Regions from separate parts of the Homo sapiens genome. Here region 2 is linked to region 1. A link is a contact called in ENCODE Hi-C or POLR2A ChIA-PET data. All regions are on one chromosome and are shown on one strand. Each heading gives the region's core, a stretch centred on a gene start or an enhancer-like site at or near the end of the contact. The rest is flanking DNA. Distances are from core to core; before and after follow the strand shown. Region 1 has its middle 6.3 kb from the start of LINC02635. Region 2 overlaps CUL2 (cullin 2).

Region 1 (7,084 bases), core at 3,223-5,722:
AGCCATTCAGTTGGTGGTGTTTTGTCATGGCAGACCAGCAAACAAACACAGATTTGATACTTTATGTCCTCTGGCCAAAGGTCGGACTTTAAGAAGTCACAGGGAGGCAGCTTTGTGTGCCATCTTGGAGGCCACCAGCTGGCAGGATGGCTCCATTCACATGGCCCGTCTTGCAAGAGGGTCCCAGGGCATTTAGGTCATTGAGTGAGTGTGTGCTCCCAGGAGCCAGCAGGGCATCTGGCATCACAAAGACATCCAGAAGTGAGTTTGAATTCTGTTTTCTCAGATGCCACAGCTCTCTTTAAGGACTCTGGCCCAGACTGTATTGGGGACTCACCTGCTGAGCCAGAATAAAAGTGCAGAAAGTGCACCCCAATCGCTGCCTCCCCTGAGAAGAGAAAGCCCATGGAGAGGGTGCTGGCTGGGACTCTGCCCGGCTGCACATGGACTCCTGCCTTCAGAATTGGCTTGGGGCTTTTGATAACAGGATTTCAAGGAGAGTGTCTGGGTTTATGGAAGTAGGGCCTCTAGACTGATAGCGGCTGCTTCTTCTTTAAAAAAAAAATCCTCTCTGAGCTAGATTCTAACATCAAGTCAGCAGGCAGAACCATTTTAAGAGGACAGGGCATGGTGGCTCACACCTGTAATCCCAGCACTTTGGGAGCCCGAGGCAGGTGGATCACTTGAGGTCAGGAGTTCGAGACCAGCCTGGCCAACATGGTGAAACCCCCGTCTCCACTAAAACTACAAAAATTGGCTGGGCATGGTGGCGTGTGCCTGTAATCCTAGCTACTTGGGAGGCTAAGGCAGGAGAATCACTTGAACCAGGGAGGCAGAGGTTGCAGTGAGCAGAGATCACGACGCTGCACTCCAGCCTGGGCGACAGAGCGAAACTCCGTCTAAAAAAACAAAACAAAACAAACAAACAAAAAAAAAACAGGACAGGACAGATCTGCTGAGAGCTAGGGTCACAGGATCCAGAACCCGAGCAGGGTCTCAGGTTGCATGGAATCAGGAATCAGCCTGAATTATTCCTCAGAGTGGACACAGAAGAAACCCAGGTGGAAACCAAGTGTGGATGTGTGGCTAAAGAGGGAGCAAGGCAGCCCCAGCCGAGCCGCGTGGGCGGATCCCAGGTGCAGGCAGAGCGGCAGCCGCAGGACTCAGAGGTTAGGTGGGCTCTGGAAGTGGGTGCCAGGCAGGGCAAGGCCCCGTGCGCAGTAGAGAGTGTCAGTCAAAGCAAGCGCACTGGGGACTTGTCCCTGTGGGGAGTTCTCATGTTGTGGCCCAAGGGTGGAGAGTTGGGCTAAAGAAGCAAGCTCAGGCCAGATTGGGCACAGTGGCTCACACTTGTAATTTCAGTACTTTGGGAGGTTGAGGTGGGAGGATCACTTGAGTCCAGGCGTTCAAGAGCAGCCTGGGCAACAGAGCAAGACCTTGTTTCTAGAAGAAATTTAAAAAATAATGATAATTAGCCAGGCATGGTAGTGTGCGCCTGTAGTCCCAGCTACTCCAGAGGTTGATGGGAGGATCGCTTGAGCCAGGAGTTAGAGGCTGCAGTGAGCCATGATCATGCCACTGAACTTGAGACTTGGCAGCAGAGTGAGATCATCTCTAAAAAATAAAAATAATAAAAAATAATAAGAAAATAAAGAAGCAGGCTCAGGCCAGAGAACAAGAGGAATGGGCCTCTTATCTCCTCTGCATGACTGAAGAGAATTCTGCTCATGTCTTTCACAGGCAGAGTGGCCGGGTAAATAGATACAGGATGCCCAGGGCACTGAGAGCACGGGTCCACGCATCCGGTTATCCTGCATCTGGCCTTTGCCCGTGGAGCTTTCAGTCATGGCCTCCGGTAACATGCACATTGGAAAGCTCACCCCTGACTTCAAGGCCACTGCCGTGGTGGATGGCACCTACAGGGAGGTAAAGCTGTTGGACTACAGAGGGAAGCACGTGGTCCTCTTTTCCATCCTCTGGACTTCACTTTTTTTTTTTTTTTTTTAAACAGAGTCTAGCTCTGTTGTCCAAGCTGGGGTGCAGTGGCTCGATGTCAGCTAACTGCAACCTCTGCCTCGTGGGTTCAAGCGATTCTCTTGCCTCAGCCTCCCAAGTAGCTGGGACTACAAGCACATGCCACCTTGCCCTGCTAATTTTGTATTTTTAGTAGAGATGGGATTTCACCATGTTGGCCAGGTCAGTCTTGAACTCCTGACCTCAGGTGATTTGCCAGCCTCAGCCTCCCAAAGTGCTGGGATTACAGGTGTGAGCCACTGAGCCTTGGACTTCACTTTCGTGTGCCCCCACAGAGATCATCGCATTCAGCGACCATGCTGAGGGCTTCCGAAAGCTGCAAAGTGCTGGGGACCTCGGTGGGCTCAGTTCACCCACCTGGCTTGGATCAACATCCCCCGGAAGGAGGGAGGCTTTGAGTCCCTGGACACCCCTCTGCTTGCTGACGTGACCTGAAGTTGTCTGAGAATTACGGCGTGTTGAAAACAGACGAGGGCATTGTCTGCAGGGGCTTTTTTTTTTTTTTTTTGAGACGGAGTGGCCCAGGCTGGAGTGCAATGATGCAATCTCGGCTCACTGCAACCTTCGCCTCTCCGGTTCAAGTGATTCTCCTGCCTCAGCTTCCCGAGTACCTGGGATTACTGGAGTGCGCGACCACGCCTGGCTAATTTTTGTATTTTTAGTAGAGACGGGGTTTCTTCACGTCAGTCAGGCTGGTCTCGAACTCCTGACCTCAGGTGATCTGCCTGCCTCGGCCTCCCAAAGTGCTGGGATTACATCTGTGAGCCACCACGCCTGGCCTGCAGGGACCTCTTTATCATCCATGGCAAGGATGTCCTTCCCCAGATCGCTGTTAATGATTGGCCTGTGGGACACTTTGTGGATGAGGCCCTGCGGCTGGTCCAGGCCTTCCAGTACACAGACGAGCACCCGGAAATTTGTCCTGCTGGCTGGAAGCCTGGCAGTGACATGATCAAGCCCAGCGTGAATGACAGCAAGGAATATTTCTCCAAACACAACTAGGCTGGCTGATGGATCATGAGCTTGTGCCCCTCCATGAGTGCCCTGTGTTGACCCAGGAAAGGCCAGATCTTCCTCTCTAAACTGTACAGCCTGGGACCCTGGAGAGCTAGGCCAAGGCCTTCTCATGCTTCCAACTGGGAGCTGGTGAATAGTGACACCCTCCCCAAAACCCACCCAGCTGCACACAGACCTGGAAATGACCAATAAAGTATTAGGGACAGAAAATAAATAAATGAATAAATAAATTAATTAATTAAATACAGGACAACCAGTTAAATCTGAATTTCAGATAAACAGTGAATAATTTATAATGTAAGTATGTGCAAATACTCCATGGGAGGCCCGAGCATGATGACTCGCATCTGTAATCCCAGCACTTTGGGAGGCTGAGGCAGTGTTTGAGCCAAGGAGTTAGAGACCAGCCTGGGCAACATAGAAAGACCTTATATTTGAAAACATTTAGAAATTAGCCAGGCATGGTGTTGTGCGCCTGTAATTCTGGCTACGTGACAAGCTGAGGCAGGAGGATTGCTTGAGCCCAGGAGGTCGAGGCTGCAGTGAGTTGAGATTACACCACTGCAGTCCAACCTGGGCAACAGAGTGAGGCCTTGTCTCAAAAAACAAAGGCAAAACAAACAAACAAACAAACAAACAAAAAACTCAATCAAACCAACAAAAAAACAGACATTGCATGGGACATATTTATATACTAAAACAATAAATAATTCCAATGTATATCCTAAAAATTGCACAGGACATCCTTATACTAAAAAATTCTTCACTACCTGAAATTCTGATATAACTGGGTATCCTGCATTTTCATTTGCCAAATCTGGCAGCCATATCCCAGGCAACAAAGAAAGCACCTCGGCCGGGTGCAGTGGCTCATGCCTGCAATCCGTCTCAAAAAAAAAAAAAAGTACCTCCTTCAGCATCACATTTTGCATCGACACTCAATAAATATCCACATCAAGGAGGAAAAAAAAGCCACCGGGCTGCAGAGAAGAGCAGGGTTATTGGAACCAGCAGAAACATGGTAAATTAAACTCCTCTTCCTGCCTCAAGCATTGAAGGTCATAGTGACGACAACTCTCTAGAAACTCAACCCAAACAGCTCCAGACCAAACCCGAGGAAGTCGCAGGAGTTTTCGACTTCTCTTATAATTACTACCCGAAGGCACCATATTGAATGCAGCTTGGGATGCCAGCAGCGTGGTTTGGGACGAGGCCCAGTGCAGTTTTTCCCAGAGCTATTATAGGGAAGTAGTCATGAAACAAGACGGATGCGCTATGGTTGAGAACTGCAGAGCTGACCCAAAATATTTCTAATGTGTGGAACTAGCTGGCAAGCGGAGAGCCTGAGAAAACAAAAAGAGCTGCTTGACTGCTTTGAAATGCCCAGATCCTCGAAGTGTGGCTTTTCCTTCATGCTATTAGCTGTGTTCCAACAGGCAGAGAGCCAAGGGAAGAATTCCAGTGGGGGCCATCTTGGCAGGCGCACAGTTTGGCCTTGACAGCTTCATTTGAAGGGCAAGACAGGGTGAGAAGGAGGGAGGGCCCGGGGGAATCGGGAGGCCAGAGGACAAGCCCTTACCTCTGTGGGGTGCCTCAGAGGGTCACCAACACTCACAAGCCACTCACTTCTTGCAAAGACTGCCTGAAACAGGTACTGTTTTCTCCATTTTACAGACGGGGAAAGTGATGTTTCCAAAGTTATCTAGTGGCTTAGAATTCAAACTCAACACTTTTTTTGTTTTGTTTTGTTTTGTTGAGGGGGGAGGTCTTGCTATGTTGCCCAGGCTGGACTCAAACTCCTGGCCTCAAGCAATCCTCCCTCCTCAGCCTCCCAAAGTGCTGGGATTACAAATGTGAGCCACCACTCCCAGCCTCAAACCTTTTTTATTCATACTTTTTTATATTTATAATAAATATATTATACTTTTTAATTTATTTTTTGCATAGGTAATATATTCACATGGTTCAAAACCCAAAATATACTTAGGGATATAGTGGAAATCCTGTCTCCCTGGGCCCCAGCCTCCTGCCTCTCCTCTGCAGAAGCCCTTGATGTTTTTCATTTCTTAAGTAACCTTCCAGAGATTTCTTTCTTTTCTTTTTTTTTTGAGACAGAGTCTTGCTCTGTCACCCAGGCTGGAGTGCAGTGGGCACAATCTCAGCTCACTGCAACCTCTGCCTTTCAGGTTCAAGTGATTTTCTGGCCTCAGCCTCCCTAGAAGCTGGGATTACAGGCGCCCGACACCACGCCCAGCTAATTTTTTGTATTTTTATTAGTGACGGGGTTTCACCATGTTGGCCAATTTGGTCTTGAACTCCTGACCTCAGGTGATCTGCCCATCTCGGCCTCCCAAAGTGCTGGGATTACAGGCATGAGCCACCACGCCTAGCCCAGAGAGATTTTATAAATACATATTTTTCAGCTTTTCTTTTTTTAGACAGATGATATTTACTATACACACTACTCTGCTATTCTCACTTAAATCAAGGTCTTTCAGTCTTGATCTAGTGCTCCATCTTTTATTATTATTATTATTATTATTATTATTATTATTATTATTATTTTAGAGACAGGGTCTCACTGTGTTGCCCAAGCTGGAGTGCAGCCATTTCTCTTACCGTCTCCTGTCTCTGAAGAGCAGGAGGAAGTAAAAGTTGAAAAACAATAGCAATGAAGTCAGTGGCAAGACCAGCCGGTGCCACTGATGACCTGGCCTGAGGTTAAAAGATTAACGCCCCCCCACTCTAACCACATGTGCTCTCAATCCATCACGACCCTTTCTTTCACGTGGACCCCCTTAGAGTTGTAAGCCCTTAAAAGGGCCAGGAACTCTGTCTTCGGGGAGCTGGGCTCTTAAGACGTGAGTCTGCCAACGCTCCCAGCCGAATAAAAACCTCTTCCTTCTTCAATCCGGCGTCTGAGGAGTTTTGTCTGCAGCCAGTCCTGCTACATTTCTTGGTTCCCTGACCAGGAAGCGAGGTGATTAAGGGACGGGTCGAGGCAGCCCCTTAGGCCTGCCCTGTGGAACATCCCTGCAGGGGACTCTGACCAGCTCGAGCGAGGTGGATCCTGAGAGGGCTCCCGGGTAAGCAATTGCCCCGGTGGAACGCCTCATCAGAGCAGTGTGTGGCAGGCCCCCGCGGAGGATCAACGCAGTGGCTGAACACTGGGAAGGAATGGGCACTTGGAGTCCGGACATCTGAAACTTGGTAAGACTGGTCTTTGGAACTTGCTCGCTCCATTTGAGTGGAAGCATGGCCTGATCACCCACGGTGTGCCTGTACCGGCACTTTGGTTCTTGTTTTTGACTTGACTTGAATTGCTTGATACTATGGTTTTGGTTTTGACCTGGCTTGGATTTCTGGATACTCTGATTTTGGTTTTGATTCTGGCCTGGTGTAAACTGAAAAAGTGTGTGTGTGTCCTTTTTACCCATTCTTTGTTCTGTGGTGTGCGTGTGGTATGAGTGTGGTGTTTTGTCTTCAGGAAACATGGGTCAGACAAAAGTAAGCCCACTCCACAAGGAGCTATGTTGAAAAATTCCAAGGAAGGATTTAGTGGAGACTATGGGGTTACTATGACACCAGGGAAACATAGAACTTCGTGTGAAATAGATTGGCCAACATTAGAAGTGGGTTGGCCATCAGAAGGAAGCCTGGACAGGTCCCTTGTTTCTAAGGTGTGGCACAAGGTAACTGGTAAAGGATACCTAGACCAGTTCCCATACATAGACACTTGGTTACAGCTGGTGCTAGACCCCCCACAGTGACTAAGAGGGCAGACAGCAGCAGTGCTAGTAGCAAAGGGACAGATAGCTAAGGAAGGATCCCGCTCCACCCGCCCAGGGAAATCAACACCAGAAGTTCTGTTCGACCCATCATCAGAAGATCCATTGCAGGAGATGGCACCAGTGATCCCAGTGGTGTCCTCCCCTTACCAGGGAAAGAGGCTCCCCACAGTAGAGCCCACAGTGCTTGTGCCTCCGCAAAACAAGCATATCCGTAGGCCACCCAGAGTAGACAAGAGAGGAGG
Region 2 (7,367 bases), core at 4,800-7,299, 44 kb after region 1:
CTTATGAAATCCTCCTGAGTAGTCACGATTTCCTTCACAAGCACTTACCACATCTGGAATGACACAGTTCTGACTGATTGTTAAAGACCGGAAGCTCCATGTGAGCACAGACAGCATCTTTTCTGCTCATCACCGCATATCTTGTACCCAGCGTAATGCCCTGGCACCAGTACCTGTTTGCTAGATGATAAAACGAAGAGGAATTTCCTGGGTTGTGGATAGGGGCCAGTGGAAGAAAAAAAAATCTCTTACAATTTCATAGGTAGCACAGCCATTCCTTATGAAAATTATCATTCTTCCCCATCAGTAAATCCTACCTTTAATGAATTCTAGCCTATGGGGCCATATATTTCAAAGGATTGCCTAATTTAATTGCTTTGGCCTTGATACGCTTCAAGAACACAGCAATCTTCTACTAGTGGGTCTCTCCATATTAATTTCCACTCATTTCGCTATCGCCCATCTGCAACAGACCTTAGGACTAGTATTTTTATTTATTTATTTTTTTGAGACCGAGTTTTGCTCTTGTCGCCCAGGCTGGAGTGCAATGGCTCGATCTTGGCTCACTGCAACCTATGCCTCCTGGGTTCAAGCAATTCTCCTGCCTCAGCCTCCCAAGTAGCTGGGACTACAGGCGCATGCCACCATGGCTGGCTAATTTTTTGTATTTTTAGTAGAGACAGGGTTTCTCCATGTTGGTCAGGCAGGTCTTGAACTCCTGACCTCAGGTGATCCACCCACCTCAGCCTCCCAAAGTGCTGGGATTACAGGCGTGAGCCACCGTGCCCAGCCAAGGACTAGTATTTTTAAAGTTCGCATCTTGACTTTGACCTTGCTCGACCAAGAATTTATTCTTGGAACCAAAAATCAAGAGGTGAATAATTATCCTTTTCTAGTACATAGCTCAACAAAATTAACTGATAACAACTTTTAAGTATATATACACTGTGAAATAAATGTTCTGTAATAGTACATGTGAATGTAAAACACTAAATTCACAAATACGCTTTGTCATGAATCAGCTATGTGCCAAGACAAATTCCTTAACCGTGTTTACATCATCTTAAGTATCTTAAGAAAAATATGATGTGTTTATCATACATTATTTAACTAGAAACAAATTGTTATTCTAAAAGGTCAGGAAAAACTATTCTTTATGTATGAAATGAAGTTATTTCTACTTATTTTAGAGGCTATATACCTATACAGAGAGGCCATACTTATAACATCCATGGATTTGACTGGCATTTAAATTCAGGTTCTGCAGTTTACAACAGTAACTCCTGGAAAAGTCTCATTTAGTTTCCTCACCTATGAAAAAGAGAAGCATTGCCTATCAAACAGGATTACCTGAAGATTAAACAAAATAACATAGGTGGAAGCACCTGTCATCATTTATACTCAAAAAGGTTTTTTAAAAAAGTGAACAGACATGGGATAGCATGGTAGCGTACATAGGTTACAAAATCCTAAAAAGATAGTAAGTTATAAAGAAAATAAAGCATAGTGGCTCACACCTCTAATCCCAGCACTTTGGGAGGCCGAGGCAGGTGGATTGCTTGAGCTCAGGAGTTTGAGACCAGCCTGGGCAACATGGCAAAACCTCGTCTCTACAAAAAATACAAAGATTAGCCGAGTGTGATGGCATGTGCCTGTGGTCCCAGCTACTTGGGAGGCTGAGGTGGGAGGATCACTTGAGCCTGGCAGGTCGAGGTTGCAGTGCGCCGTGATTGCACCACTGCACTCCAGCCTGGGTGACAGAGCGAGACCCTGTCTTAAAACAACAAAACAAACACACAACCCCCAGAGTGCTTGTTTATATTAAAGCAAATGGTCATAAAATATTGGACTAAACCTTAAAATAAGTCTGCACCTTCAGTAGCAATTAAATATTTGCTTTCAAAGGGAAAGGACTGGCATGTGGACAAGGCCTCATGCTGGCTGGCTATAAAATGCATCACTGACTCACATACGTAAACTACCTTAGTATTAATGACTTCTAAAAAACTTCTGAGGGTTTTGCTTACTTGTGTTTTCTGCAGTGAAGCATAGAAAATCCTCCTCTCCTTGCTCCTTTTTCCTTTTCATAGCTCTGAGCTGTTTTGCCCACTCGCACTAGTTACTGCACAGCAGGGCGGCCAGGTCAGAGCTCTGGGCTGTGTGCTACAGCTTCTGCAGTGATGACTTCAATCTCCTGACCTAACTTGACAAGACTGCAACTCTTCCCAGCACTCTCTGCAGGGGAAGGTGTGCGCTGCAATGAATTCCAAACATTGCTCCCTTTCTGAATGGTGCCTTGGTTGAACAGATTTGGCCTCTCTTCCTCATGCGAGAGATGTTTCCTTTCAGATAAAATGGAGAAAGGATGTGAAGAAAACTCTTGTAAGCCATCTCTGTAGACCTCCGCACAAGTATTTTGTCCATTTTTCAGTATATTTTCTTGACAATTAGATACCAGGATAAGACTTAATTTAACATTTATAAATATTTAAGAAAAAAAGGAATCAATTTGGAAAACTTTTATCAATCAACAAGTTATCAAAACAAGGGTTTGCTTTTTGACAGTGAATGTACAATATTATATGGTTTGCCATTATTTCCTCTTTTGGAAGAAAGGTAAAATGAGAAATACATTATATAAGTCATTATAAGTTCAGTAGATTTTTAAAACACTTGAGACACGAGTTAGAAAAAATGCAATTGAATAAACCAATTGTAAGACCCATCTCAAAACAACAAATTTAAATATGAACCACATATTAGATGATACTAAGTAATTATTGTTTTTGTTAGGAGTAATAATATCACTGTGGATTTTTTAAAGGCCTTACTGAAGTATTATAAGTGAAATAATTTGTGTGATTTGCTTTAAAATATTCCGATTTTAAAAATTTTGTGTTGGATGGATGCAGTGGCTCATGCTTGTAATCCCAGCACTTTGGGAGACAGAGATAGGATTGCTTGAGGCCAGAAGTTCCAGACTAGCCTGGGAAACATGGCGAAACCCCGTCTCTTATTTTTTTTAAAATAAAGAAAAATTGTATGTTGAGGGAGGAGGGGTGTGGTGGTGGTGGTGATGGTGTGGATAGACAATAAATATGATAATAGATCGCAGTACTCTTAACACTGCTGTTGAGATATATATATATATATATTATATATATATATATATATAAAATAAACAAAATAATGGGATTTATATATGTGGCACCCAGTACAATGTACAATTTTCTTTTTTAAAAAAGTATTTAGGTTATGCATTGCTAAGCACATCTGTGATTGATGAGAGTGACTCTAGTATCTAAACTGTTGGAGGAGGGTTGTAAGGGTAACAGGTAGGGGAGGCATATAGAAGGAATATGTTGGTATCATAGATTTCCTAAGACTCAGGGAAGGCCACAGAGCTAGGGTACTAGTCTATGCTAGAATTAATGGATTATGCAACCGAAGAAAGACAACTTTTGAATGAAAAGCTCTCTCTGTGCCAGACTTGAGGTCACCAAGCATCCTGCTCACACTCTGCGATGTCTGTGGAGTAGCACACCACCAGAAACTGCTGATGGAATTACATCTTCAAGATTCAAAATGTTTAGATCCAATATATCTAATCCATAAAAATAAAGCATTCTTTATGCTGAATGCAGTCCTATGCAGTCAAGAACAATAATCTAGACATTTTTCATGTAGGATTTAAATAGGAGTACAAGTGAATTAAACCATTCAGATAAAAACGCAACTAAAGATGCATTAGCTGCTTTGAGTCAATATATTTTGTGGTCAACCTGATACTCCATCCACATAAAAAAGGCATTCTATTTCTTTATTTTTTTTTTATTTGACAAGCAGCAGTATCATGTTTGTCATTTTAATGTAGATACAATTATTAGGTTATCTGTCATATTACAATATTTAAGTTTTTAAATTTTATGTCCTTTAAGATACATTAAAAAAAAAAAAAAAGACACATCAACTGCAAACGTGAAGGGGAGAAAAAGCATGGTACCCAACCGAATTTCCACTTTTCAGCAATACTTCACTCATTCTTTTAATAAAGTTTTAAGAAATGTCATAATGACATGAGCTTGAAATATCTCTAGGCATTTTCTTTGACGCTCATGACGTGGCACTGGTGATGTTGTAAACAGCAGAAAACAGGGGCTGCCAAATGACCAAATTATGGAGGCACAGTCCTGCTTTTTCCCACAGGAACACACCAAATGGTGATGGCAATGATCTTCTCACACCACGCTGGAGGAGAGCGACATCACGCGACGTAGCTGTATTCATCTGCCGACGCCTGGCTGCGTTCTATGTATTGTTTGTCTATCAGAACTTCAATACACTTCTTAATCATGCTGATACTGGGATTAAACCTAGCTCTTGACTGGCTAATCACCTGTGGAAGAGATGTGGAAGTCAAACTACTGCCAGTTCTTCAGCTATTAAGTAATGACTTTTAACCAATCAGTTTAAAGTGCCTCAAATGTACTGAGGTTTCAACAAATGGGCCAAATTAAGTATGAAAATAGGAACTACAATGTGGAAAATGGATACAGCAAAATCTAATAATGATACATAATTAAGTGAAACAATAAACTAATTAACCTAAGTACTCACACACAACCCCAAGCTTCTATTTAACTCAACTCTCAGCTCTTAGTTCAAACACTTTCTCAAGAAAGTTTTCCCCAGCAGCCCCTAGGCCAGGATATTTAAATACATTCTCATAGTACTGTATACGTTTCCTTCAGTGCATGCTAATGTAATTTTACATTTATTTGCATATCATTTCAATAGTGTATTTCTTCCCCCATTAAACTGTGAACTCCAAAAAAGCCTGCCATATCTTCAGCTGCTCTGTGCTATATCCCAGGGACCAGCCCAGCTGTCTATCACATGGTAGGCTCAGATAGTTATGGAATGAATGAATATCTGATGGGTCAATTTCCTTCAATAACTGGACAGAAGACTCAATGAATCAGCAAGTTTTAGACCTCTAAAATAAAGCCAAAGCAAATATGAATTTATTATTATCATTTGAGATAGCATCTCACTGTGTCACACAGGCTCAATCCCTGGGCTCAAGCAATCCTCCCGCCTCAGCCTCCCAAGTAGTTGGTACTACAAGTGTGCCGCCACAACTGGCTAATTTTTTAATTTTTTAATTTTTTTTTTTTTTTTTTTTTAGGTGAGATGGGGTCTCCCTGTGTTGCCCAGGCTGGTCTGAAACTCCTGGACTCAAGTGATCCTCCTGTCTTGGCCTAACAAGACATTCAGATTACAGGTGTCCACTGGGCATGGTGGCTCACACCTGTAACCCCAGCACTTTTGGAGGCCGAGGCAGGTGGATCACCTGAGGTCAGGAGTTCGAGACCAGCCTGGCCAACATGGTGAAACCCTGTCTCTACGAAAAATACAAAAATTAGCCAAGTATGGTGGTGCACGCCTGTATTCCCAACTACTCGGGAGGCTGAGGCAGGAGACTCACTTGAACCTGGGAGGCAGAGGTTGCAGTGAGCCAAGATCACGCCACTGTACTCCAGCCTGGGCGACAGAGCAAGACTCTGTCTCAACAACAACAACAAAAAGGATTACAGGCATGAGCCACTGTGCCCAGCCTGCAAATCTGAATTTAATACTGAAATTGTGAGTGAGTACGATTCTGATTAAGTATGAAACATTTCTTTATGCTATCTGAGGATCAGGTTATTTCTGTATCCTCTTTAAGAAGAAAGAGACTGAATCTGTACAATGACAATGCCCTCTACCCTAAGAAGCCCTGAGGACTGCCCTCCTTTTACCTCTTGAATAAGGGCATTGTGCCGAAGCACTTTTCGTGCTTTCATGATACGAACTATAGCAGCTTGGAGATACATTTTCCGGTCCTCATCAACTGCACTTCTAGTCTGCTCCATTTCCTGTTTTACAGAAGAAAAGAAAAAAGACCCAACAAGACATTAAGTCACTGAACTTGTTTTCAATTCATTTTATCAGTGAGTGCAAATACTTTTTTTTTTTTTTTTTTGAGACAGGGTTTCACTCTGTCGTCCTGGCTGGAGTTCAGTGACTCGCTCTCAGCTCACCGCAACCTCCATCTCCTGGGTTCATGTGATTCTCATGCCTCAGACTCCTGAGCAGCTGGGATTACAGGTATGCACCACAATATTGAGCAAATTATATAGTTATGTTGTGCCAATATCACATAACCACTGCTAAAACATCTACAATTTCTAGGGTTAAAGTTGAAAGATTAGAAAAAAATTTACATTATTGTAAACTGTACTGTTAAGGTAAAGAGGCAATAAAGGAGGACACAGCAATAATTTGCAAGATCATTTTCTTATCAGTGATTACAGAATCTTTCATGACGCTTTTAGATGGAGTTGTGTCAACTGCAGTAATTAGCTCCAAATGCATACTGGATCAGGCTTCAAAGGGAAGAGCTGTGAAGTGGCATTTTATGTGGCTCAAGCAGAGAAGCCAGGAGAGGGGGCCTATCTCCACGGAGCTCAAGAAACACAGAAGCAAGGCATAGAAGCAGACCATGCCACATTAAGAGGATCTCCTCACAGCGTTTCAAAGACAAAATACAATCTATATATTGCAAATTATTATTTATTAGCCTGGAGGAAAATGGAATCTTGACCATTTTAGGTTTCAAAGTAAATGGCAGTTAATATTTGTCTCCCCCCATCGGGAATTAAGTTTCTGGAGAGGGTCTAACATCTTATATTATCTTCACATCCTGCATCAGCCCAAGGACTGCACACCGGAGGCAATCAGGAAGCATAAGTGATAGAAACAGTCTATCCCAGACCAAAGCAACAATCACTGCTGAGTTAAAATAATGAAGAGCAGAAGTCCCCTCCTCACACTGGCCTGTCAGTACCTCACTCCACACCCACTAGATCACAATCTGCATTTGAACAAGATGCCCAGGTGGCTCATTTGCATATGAAAGTTTAAGAAGCATTTTCTACTGACAAATTTTCTTTGAAAGAAATGAGCTGTAGGCCAGGCGCGGTGGTTCACACCTGTAATCCCAGCACTTTGGCAGGCTGAGGCGGGCGGATCACGATGTCAGGAGATCGAGACCACCCTGGCTAACACAGTGAAACCCCGTCTATACTAAAAGTACAAAAAACAAAATTAGCCAGGCATAGTGGTGGGCGCCTGTAGTCCCAGCTACTCAGGAGGCTGAGGCAGGAGAATGGCGTGAACCCGGGAGGCAGAGCTTGCAGTGAGCCGAGATCACACCACTGCACTCCAGCCTGGGCGAGAGAGCAAGACTCCGTCTCAAAAAAAAAAAAAAAAATGAACTGGAGAACTTTCCCTTATTTTACAAATGAAAAATATGAAATTTTATT

What was found. A loop is a pair of places that touch in the nucleus more often than their neighbours do. ChIA-PET counts read pairs that join two places held with the same protein, here RNA polymerase II (POLR2A). Pooled maps may share reads with other maps.
Region 2: a pooled map shows a loop between it and region 1 (12-fold over the local background). The contact joins two enhancer-like sites. A Hi-C loop is called at or near these places in 1 of 50 pooled maps. POLR2A ChIA-PET finds 5 or more read pairs at or near these places in 2 of 52 experiments (BJ and GM12878).

Annotation. Positions count from the first base shown.
Region 1 is chr10:34,963,224-34,970,307 of GRCh38, forward strand. It overlaps the pseudogene PRDX2P2. Among named protein-coding and RNA genes, the nearest start is that of LINC02635, 6.3 kb to the right of the region's middle. Within about 2 kb of position 4,473, at least 9 of the 41 ENCODE cell types and tissues checked have a DNase peak (open chromatin) inside an H3K27ac peak, as active enhancers do.
Region 2 is chr10:35,006,047-35,013,413 of GRCh38, forward strand. It overlaps CUL2 (cullin 2), which reads right to left. Exons shown (of 21, transcript NM_003591.4): 20 at 5,802-5,918; 21 at 2,505-4,396. The coding sequence ends at 4,265. LOC124902409 (a long non-coding RNA gene) reads right to left here and starts at 552. Exons shown (of 2, transcript XR_007062110.1): 1 at 1-552. RefSeq lists an enhancer at 6,650-7,220. Within about 2 kb of position 6,050, at least 2 of the 41 ENCODE cell types and tissues checked have a DNase peak (open chromatin) inside an H3K27ac peak, as active enhancers do.